Linked DNA regions of Homo sapiens: region 1 is linked to region 2. Evidence: chromatin loops called from intact Hi-C (ENCODE). Cell type or tissue: B cell. All regions are shown on one strand. Region 1 overlaps CHST11 (carbohydrate sulfotransferase 11). Region 2 overlaps CHST11 (carbohydrate sulfotransferase 11).

Region 1 (5,000 bases), 120 kb after region 2:
GATAAAGGCAGAAAATGCCCACTGGCAGGGAAACAAGATACGACTCACCAGGCTGGGGACAGAAGAGGCCCATTTCAATCAAACAGTGGAGTAGACTCAAATCAACTTTTCCTCAGTGGGCATAGAATCAAAGAATCACTGTGGGATCCCCAGAGGACAGAGTGAAGTACTTTGACACCGTTACGCAGGACACCTCCATCCAGCCCTCATTCTCTTAGCAGGATACCATTTCTTCCCAGGATGTGTTGGGGCAGAAGCTAGATGCAGTCACCTTCCTGGAATTAGGTCTGAGCTAAGCGTCAGGAGAGCTAGCTCTCTATGACCACCTCACTCACTCAGTGTATTCTTGGGCAAGTCATTTCACTTTGGGCCCGAGTTTATAAAATAAAGACGTAAAACGACATCATCTTTGAATTCCTTGCCATCTCTGACAGTATACGAAACCAAGATCCACAGTCACAACCAGGCTGACCAGACAAAAGTCTGCAGGGGGATTTAATCCCAAAACGCGGACCACAAAGAAGGGAGAAAAACCAACCTGCATGTAATCATATTCACCCAGGCTCACCTGTTGCGGATATGCATTGCAGAAAAGCATGCAGATAAGGAGAAAATAGTTATATGGGAAGGGAAAAGGTGGAGGCCCAGAGAAGAAGAATGTTCACCTTAAAGGTCCCACCAGGGTAGACTCGAATACAATGGCAAATCTCTGAACCTTCCTTTGGATCTCCAAGTCATTCATCTACAAATATGTATTGAGCAACTTCACTGGGAGACAGGATACTGAGATCAACTATTATCCTTATCCTTATTATGATTACTATTTAATTAGGGCAGCTGGGGAAAAAAAGACATGTCTAATTAAGTGCTCAGATTCTCTAAATAGATTTTTTAAATCCACCATTAAGATTCAGAATATGTTCTATTCTTTCCCACCGGACTCACGTATTCCAAAGGAATATCAGACAGTCACCTTTAAAACAAATGGACCACAAGCCTCCAGGGTCAGAGAACAGAAGGGGTGGCTGCACACGCCACTGGCTGCAGACTGTCTGACTTCCTGAGCAGATACAAGCAAAGGCCAAGTGCCCTCAAGGGAATTCAAAAGCCCCTGCCATCCCCGCTCCCATGCTGTGAGCCTGGGACAGATTTAGCCTCCAGCCACAGAACACTTCACTGCACCAGCTTGATGCTCAGGGCTTATCCTGAACATGGCTAGGATCATGCCCCAGGAAGAAGATCCTATGAGTGAACAAAATTACGCCATCCTAAGAATCCCCTTCAAGAAGTGCTTTGCAATTTCAGATGCTGGAACAATCTATCCTATAGCAGACTGAGAGGTTTGTTTTTTTTTGTTTTGTTTTGTTTAAAAAAAAAGGTTACACAAGTGGCTAAGTAGCAGCAGCAGTGGTGCTCCTCCTGACCACCACCCATGTACTAACCCGCCCTTCTTACACTAACAACTGCTGCTCCTACTTAGCAAACTAATCACTAACCATTAGTCCTACTGCCTCTCACTGAATGCACCCATGTCCATTCCTTTAGGCTTATAAAGCATTTACTTCTCCATTAGCTTATGTGGCATGTAAGATCCTGAGAGATGAGCAGAGCAGGTGCCATTGGGCCCATTGGACAGATAAAGAAACTAATGCTCAGTAGTTCAGAGACTGTCCTGAAGCCTCCCCAGCTGATGAGCAGTGAACTGGTTTTGCTGCCTCATCCCTTACTGCCTGTAGCATGGGTGTGCAGAAAGACAACAGACAACTTTGATCAGTTCCGACGCCAGCAACTAGGAATGAAGCTAAGACATAAGGAACATGGAGCTCCTGCACCCCGTTCCCTGATGGAGTCCCAGTCCCTTGCACAGCTGTGCCTCCTAAATTAAACACACGCACTCTCCATAAGTAGTTTCCTAGGAAAACCAGACTACTGTCCTTTAGGAACCAACCCTGCACCTGCAGAAAAGCCTTCAACAAAACCAACTGTGAAGGCTTTGCCGAAACAGTTCTCAGAACAGCTGTCCTGGTCCTGCCACAGCACAGGAAATCATCCCATCTTGGCAAACCCCACTCAACCATGTTTCCATGCTGCAGCCTTAGAGGAATGAAAATATCAATCTGAGCCAAGCAAATCTAACAGGCTATCATGCAAAATGCTGGTGTCAAATCAAGCCTCAACCAGTAATTATCCATCAAGCAGGGCCATAATAACCGGCTCCCTGGGGTCACTTCGCTGGGAGGCAGGGAGGTGGTTACTAAAGAGGGAGTTGGAATTGGACAAGTGACAGCCTTAAGAGAAAGGCGTTCATCTCACTTTTCTAGATTCTTCTACAGGTTAGGGGGTTCTACCCAACCCTCTAACCAAACCTATCCCCACTGAGGTCAAAACCCATCCTGTGGCTGCCTCGAGGCATTTATGATGACGCACTGGGGCAGATCTCCATCTATCATGCTGTGCCCTCCTTTAAGTTTAAAGGAAGTTGGCTTTAGCTAATGGTCTGAAAGGTGCTTCCTTTACCAACTGCTGTCATTAAACTAGCAAACTATTAATTTAAACTCTTATGGTAAGGGGGTTTCCTGGAAATTCCTTAAAGGAAGTCTGTAATTGACAGTGTGGTTAAACATCATACAGACAGCACAAAAATCCTAATCAAATACAATTAGTGCAGGCTCAAGTCCCCTTGTAGACCAATAGCACTTTTGTTCATAAGAAGTACTGTGCCATACCCCTGTTTAGGGTTGGGACTATTATGGAGAAAGAAACACACACACACACACACACACACACACACACACCTCAAGAGTCCAGGCCTAGGCCTCAAAGTTCATCATGACATTTGCTCCAACTCTATAATCCGACTGAAGAGAAGAAAGAGTTAAAAAAAAAAAAAAAGAAAGAAAAAAAGAAAAAGAAAAGATTTTAAGAAAAAAATGGTTTCTATTAAAATGCATAACACCATCTTTCAAAGATGAAAGGACTTAGTAGAAACACCATAAACCTCAGAATTACACAGTAAATTGCTTCTTTTGTTTAAGGCAAATTAATATTGGATCACAGATAAAAAATAAATCCTCCCAACATCCCCAGCTAAAGGATGCTATATTCATTATGCAGCTTGGAAGACTGCATGTTGACTATTTTGTAGAAAATGAATGAAGGGTTGGTTATAATCACCTTCCCACTCAAATCCTGTCTCATTACCTGAAGTGTTTTTCCTGCAAAGTGACACACAAATGATTTTCTAGTCTTCGCTTTCTTCTCATAAGCCACCATATGCAGGGCGAGGGAAAGTCCGGGGTGTATTAACTATGCCAGTGAATCTGCCCGGGGTCCTTCAAAGTGCTTCCCAGAACACGGTGCACAGACATCGTATTTGCCTAGGTCTTTATCAGAGTCCAACTGAATCTGGCACAAAGGCAACTGACAACCTCTGAATATCCCTTACCGAGCCCATATAATTAGTGAAGGAAATACAGCATGATAACATGTGTATCATCCGAATCTTCCCTCCTTCCTACTCACGCGCTCCTGTCATACTTGCTAACTCAAAGGTGGTCTTTATTTTTATGTTTATTTTTTTGAGACAGGGTCTCGCTCTCTCACCCAGGCTGAAGTGCAGTGGCACAATCATGGCTCACTGCAGTCTTGAACTCCTGGGCTCAAGCAATCCTCCCGCCTCAGCCTCCCACGTAGCGGGGACTACAGGCACGTGCCACTGCGCCTGGCTAATTTTTTTATTTTTTTGTCAAGTAAGGGTCTCACTATGTTGCCCAGGCTGGTCTTGAGCTCCTGGGCCAAGCTCCCACCTCAGCTTCCTAAAGTGCTGGGATTACAGGCGTGAGCCACCATTTCTGGACTCAAAGGTGGTCTTGACTCAGAGGCGGGAACTTCTCACTGCCAAAGCGACCTTAGATCCAAAGTTATCCAGTACGATCCTCAGTGGGAAAAGGCACTGACATGCAGTAGGTATTCAAAAAGTGTTAGACACTACACAAAGAAAAGGGACCAATTATAAAATGTCTGGCTTCATTTCGCCAAGCTCATCAGGAGTCAGCTTAAGGAACACCACATCCTTGTCATTCACCTCTATCACTCCGATTCCACATTCCCACAGAGATGAAATTCTTCCTGAGGTCAGGTTCCCAGGTCGCTTTTGAGGCAAAATTTCTCTTCTAAGAATTTGGTACAGCCTCTGAAGTAGGGTGAGGGTGATGGCATCTAGAACTAGGGACTTCAGTGTGGCCAGAGGACACCCACCTCCACATCATCACCCGGGAGCTGGTTACAAATGCAGGATCAGACCCCAGGCCAGGCCTATGGAATCACAACCTGCAACTTAACTCCAACCCCAGGGAATTCCACATGCATCTAAGTGTGAGAAGCTCTGGTGTACAAGTGATGATTGCAAACAGGGGTCTGGAAGCCCCTACACCACCCCCTGGTTCTCCAGACATTAAAATTGACAAGCTTCAGAAGGAAGAGGGCACTGATGACCATAAAATGAGGCTGTCAACAGCTTGCTGCTCCCCTGTGTAGACAGACCAGGATTAAATCGGCTTCAAGACACCCATCCAAGCGCGGGTGCAATAAAAGGCTCTGAGGATGGAGCCCAGGCGCTGAACTTTGGGGTGCAGTTTTAATTTCGCTGGACAATTCTTGGGCTTCTCTTACAGTGCACCCAAGATTTTACAGACAAAAAAGGCTGCAGAGATCAAATTCCAGCTTCCCCCAGTTACTTAACCACTCAGCCTGGGAATGTTACTAAACCTCTCAAGGCTCTTCCTTCATCTTTAAGTGGCAGTAACAGCTATGATGGAGAGGATTTGGAAGGGGGGAAAGAGAATGCATGAAGAGAGCTTAGAGCACATAAGAAGTGCTCAGTAAACATCAGTTATTGCCTTTTTACCATTCGTAACTCTAGAAGGAAGAACAAACAGGAACATTTTGCTCCATGATCAACTTAGGCATAGGATAGAAGGTAGAGTGGAGGAAATCAATCC
Region 2 (5,000 bases):
AAACCTGACCCTCTTCATCGCCTCCCCAGTGCTGCTTCAAGGATTTGAAAACCAGAAGCAGGAAAGCTCCCCTAGAAAGAGGGCATGCTGGCTTGGCAGGATGCCCAGGCAGCACCACGCCAGCTGCAGGGAGCCCAGGTGTGTCTTTTTGGCAGATGCAAGCAGGGCCACTCTGCCTTTGAAGAAAGAGGATTGGCCACACGTTAGACACTGAAGGCAGGAAACAGAATCTGGCCTCAGTGAGGGCTGGAACCAAGGAGAAACCACTTACAAGATGGCTGAGGAAAGACATCAGTAGGGAGGCCACCGAGTGGAATCATAAGCGGTGGAGAGTCAAAAGGCAACCTGAGACGAAATGCAGCAAGTGCATGCGGGAGTCCACCCAGATGCAGGGAAGGTAGGGGGTGTCCAGGAGCTTCCATGGACAGATATCCAGGAGGTGCACGCTGGGAGGGTGGCTGCGGCAGAGATTTCCCAGCAGCCTCTGAGCAGCAATAAGCACAGTGAGGAGGAAGCAGAAGTCCCTCTCTTCAGAGGAAGCAGTTCTCCATCCCGTGAGCCAATCCACAACTGGCCGGACAGCTCCTTGCAGAAACCGTCCAAGAAAAGCAGTCTCCACTAGCAGATAGCAAAGGCAGAGAGACCTAAGAGGTTCCTTTGTTTGCTAACTGCACCCCTAAACTCCAGAGGAAATAAGAAAATTCAAATTGCTTCCTCTTGGTACCAGAGGAATCAGGTTTGACAAGTCTCTTTATGAGATGACAGCTGAGAAATGTTCTAGAGAGGTCCCTTCTTACCCTGGGTTAAAACAGTGAAGTCTTGGCTTTCCAGGAGCTGGAAAACACGCTCATGAGACCCAGACCAGATTCTCAGGCACAACTGATGTTTCCATCCCTGATCTAGAATAAGCCATTCCAGGCAAAGGAATTTTCCAGATAGGAAAAACTCCTCAAGTGCAACAACAAAAAAAAGTCATGAGAACTTTGTGTGTGTGTGTGTGTGTGTGAAGAAAAAGTCTCTGAATGTCCTCTTAAGTTCCTCAAATGGAAATCCCCTAAATGTGCTGGAGTTCTTGAAAAGAGCATATTGGAAGAAATCTGTTACTGATAATCCCACACAAACACGCTACCCACTACAGTGGCACACTGCCCCTACCATGGTACAGAGGGAAAGACTTGGACTTTGAAAACACAGGGTAGAACCCCATCTCTGCATCTGACGTATCTAACCCTCCAAACTTCTGCTTCCTCATCTCTAAAATGGGTGGTGAGGAGCAACAACAAGGTTTGCGGTTTTTTGTTTTGCTTTGTTTTAAGAGATAGGGTCTTGTTCTATTGCCTAGGCTGGAACACAGTGGCACAATCATAGCTCACTACAGCCTCAAATTTTTGGGCTCAAGCTATCCTCCCGCCTCAGCCTCCCACAAGTAGCTGGGACTACAGGCATGTGCCGTCATGCCCAGCTAATTTTTTAATTTTTTTGTAGAGACAGGGGTCTCACTATGTTGCCCAGGCTAGTCTTGAACTCCCAGCCTCGAGTGATCCTCCCGCCTCAGCCTCCCAAAGTGCTGGCATTACAGGTGTGCACCACCATGCCCAGCCTACAACACGGCTTTTTGAGAAGTAAATGAAATGTACAAAACCTGCATGTAGTGGGCATCTAATTGGTATGACAATGTGTTCCTTAAAATACTTTTGAAAGTAATTAGTAGTTGAAAATAAACCTTAGTATTTAAGCAACCTCTACTTGACTACATATCTAGTTGCATAATTTCTTAATTTTAAAAAGTATTCTTGTTTTAATTATAAAAGTAATAAATGTTCATTGTAAAAAAAAAAATCTAAATCCCCAAAATAATTTTAAAAGTTAAAAACCACCTATATTCCAACCACCTAGACACAGGCTTGAGATTTTGTTATGTGTCTTCTCAGAGATACATAACAGGCTGGGTGTAGTGGCTCATAGCTGTAATACTAACACTTGTGAACGCTGAGGCAGGAGGATCGCTTGGGCCCAGGAGTTCTAGGCCAGCCTGGGCAACATGGTGAAATCCCATCTCTACAAAAATACAAAAATTAGCCAGGCATGGTGGCACACGCCTGTAGTCCCAGCTACTGAGGAGGCTGAAGTGGGAGGACTGCTTGAGCCTGGGAGGATGAAGCTGCAGTAAGCCACGATTGCGCCACTGCACTCCAGCCTGGGCGACACAGCAAGACCTTGTCTCAAAATTTAAAAAAATCAAATTAATTTGTAAAAAGTAAAAAAAGAAATGCGCATAGGTACTCTGTCTTTACAATGATACAATTCTTCTATGCATGTCGCTTTGTAATTTTTTTCATGTATGTCTCATGAGCATTTTTTTTCATATTAGAGATCATACTCCCATACTGCCATTCTAAAGGCTGCACAGGATCCCATAGTATGGATATACCATCCTTTAATTACTGCCACATGATATTTTGATCATTTCTAATTTCTCACTACTGTGAACAATACTGAGATGAGTACTATGTACCTACCCAGTTCCTCATTTGGGCTTCTCAGAAGTGTCACTAATGACGTACAGGATCAGATGACTCTGTTGTAAGGATTGTCCTGTGCACCATAGGACGTTCAGCAGCATCCCTGGCCTCAACCCACTAGAGGACAGTAGCAGCTCCCCAGCTCTGACAATCAAAACTATCTTCGGATGTTGCCAAATGTCCTCCCTGGGGTGGATGGGGTGCAAAATCCCCCCTGGTTGAGAACCATGGCTTTAGGATAAACTCCTAGAAGTGCCAGATCAAGGTGATTACAGACTTTTTATTTTCTTATCCATTGCTAAATTGCCCCCAGAAGGTTGAGTGCCCCCGTCAGCACTGGGGAACAGCCATCCTCCTTCTCATGTTTGCTGGTAGGAAGGTGGGTAGGGTCCACCCAGTTTTGTTTTTAATTAAATTAATAGATTCTCTTTTTTGAGCAGTTTTAGGTTGACAGAAAAATTGAGTGGAAAGTATATAGAGCTTCCATATACATACACTCATACCTTAACCCCCAGTTTCCCATTATTAATGAAGCAGGATACTTCCCTGACCCCTTTGCAGGCAGGAACTGGAGTACATGGGTGCTGGCAGGGGCAAATTCCACTCACTCACTGTTCCACCCCTCAGAGGAGGGGGAACACAGGTGAATGGGTGCAGGAGGTGGGGGTGAACGCTTTTGGGTGCCAGCAAGAGCGAACTCTGTACTGACCCTGTGGCAGCATCTAGGGGAGGGTGTCCATGACCCCTGAAGCCCCGGAAGAAGTGTTACAGTGCCCTTTTAGCTTTGCCATCCATGGACAGATTAAGTGTTAACAGCTCAGTGGATGGTCCATGTGACAGACACCCTTTTGCATTCACATTTGTGGCACCTGAGTTCTTGTCTGGCATCCAGGAGGAATGAGGTCACACAAATGACTTGAAGATGGCCAATGTGGGGGATTTTATTGCCAGTGAAAGTGGCTTTCAGCAGGAAGGGGAGCTAAAAAGGGGAAGGAGTGGGAAGGTAATTTTCCCCTGGAGTCCAGTGGTCCCCGATTGGACTCATCTCTAAAGCTATGCCATCAAGCTGTCCCTCTGAAGTCAAGCTGCTTCTGACATCCAACTGTAGTCTCCAATGTCCAGCTGCTTCTCCCCTCTCTGTTGGCTGAGCCTGGGGTATTTATGGGCACAGGATGGGGGTCGGGGCAGGCAACATTTGAGCGGGAAAACAGGGATGTAAGGTCTCACTTTGGGCTACAGTATTAGGCTTTTCAGCTTGAGGGTAGGGACCTCGCTGGGGACCAACCCTCTTCTGCCCAGAATTTCCCTGCCTCCTGTCCCTATCATTAATATCTTGCATTGGTGTGGTACATATGTTGTGACTGATGAGCCACTGTCAATGCATTCTTATTAATTGAAGTCCATAGTTTACATTAGACTTCATTCTTTGTGTAATGTCATGTATCCACCATTAAAGCATTGCATAGAGTAGTTTTCTGTCCTAAAAATCCCTTGTGCTCTTCCTGTTCATCCCTCTCCCCACCTCCTGAAACCCTGGCAACCACTGATCTTTTTACTGCCCCCATAGTCATTTACTGCTGTTTACAGACATTTGCCAACTTTTACAGAATGTCATATAGTTGGAATCATACAGAACGTAGCCTTTTCAGATTGACTTCTTTCACTTAGTAATATGCACTTCAGGTTCCTCCATATCTTTTTGTGGCTGGATGGCATATTTCTGATTGCTGAATAATATTCTGTTGTATGGATGCATCATAGTGTGTTTATCCCTTCACCTGTATAAGGGTATCATGGTAGCTTCCAAGTTTTGGCAATTATGAATAAAGCTGCCATAAACATTTGTGTGCAGATTTTTGTGGATACATAAGTTTTTAGCTCATTTGAGTAAATACTAAGGAGTGCAACTGCTGGATCACATGATAAGAGGATGTTTAGTTTCATAAGAAACTGCCAAACTGTCTTCCAAAAGGGCTGTATCATTTTGCATTTCCACCCGCAGTGAATGAGATTTCTGTTACTCCATGTCTTCACCAGCATTTGGTGTTGCTGGTGTTTTGGATTTTAGACATTCTAATAGGTATTAAGTGTTATTTCATTTTTGTTTTAATTTGTAATTCCCTAACGACATATGATGTAGAGCATCCTTTCTTATGCTTACTTGCCATCTGTAGATCTCCTTTGGCGACATCTGTTTGTATCTTTCACCCATTTTTAACTGGGCTGTTTGTTCTCTTATTGTTGAATTTAAGAGTTCTCTGTATATTTGGTATATGAGTCTTTTTTTAGGTATGTGTTTTGCAAACACAAGCTGGTTGAGACCACCGACCTCCAACTGGGCCTGCACAAAGGCATGAGAGGTGACCTTTTGACATCAGAGGGCCAAACACTACTCCCTCAGATCATGTTAATGCCACCATTTTCTGAACTCTTATTCCGTGAAGGGCAATGAAGCTTGACCACGTATGCATGGATTGC

Evidence for each region. A loop is a pair of places that touch in the nucleus more often than their neighbours do. Peaks named below come from ENCODE experiments on the same cell type or tissue, not always from the same donor. Only the 100,000 strongest peaks of a DNase experiment are listed, where the experiment ranks them.
Region 1: a loop joins it to region 2, with 4 times the contacts of the local background. A loop is called at or near these places in 1 of 110 quality-filtered maps.

The regions. Positions count from the first base shown.
Region 1 is chr12:104,516,867-104,521,866 of GRCh38, reverse strand. All of the region lies in intron 1 of CHST11 (carbohydrate sulfotransferase 11), which reads right to left. Among named protein-coding and RNA genes, the nearest start is that of CHST11, 62 kb to the right of the region's middle. RefSeq lists an enhancer at 1,368-1,417. In B cell, no CTCF peak of the experiment used is centred here; DNase peaks (open chromatin) are centred at 1,086 and 2,416; H3K4me3 peaks cover 1,517 bases; H3K27ac peaks cover 2,587 bases.
Region 2 is chr12:104,639,643-104,644,642 of GRCh38, reverse strand. All of the region lies in intron 2 of CHST11 (carbohydrate sulfotransferase 11), which reads right to left. Among named protein-coding and RNA genes, the nearest start is that of MIR3922, 51 kb to the right of the region's middle. RefSeq lists enhancers at 430-479, 1,377-1,426. In B cell, a CTCF peak has its summit at 2,669 (motif pointing right); DNase peaks (open chromatin) are centred at 182, 1,142, 1,998 and 2,592; H3K4me3 peaks cover 1,661 bases; H3K27ac peaks cover 4,380 bases.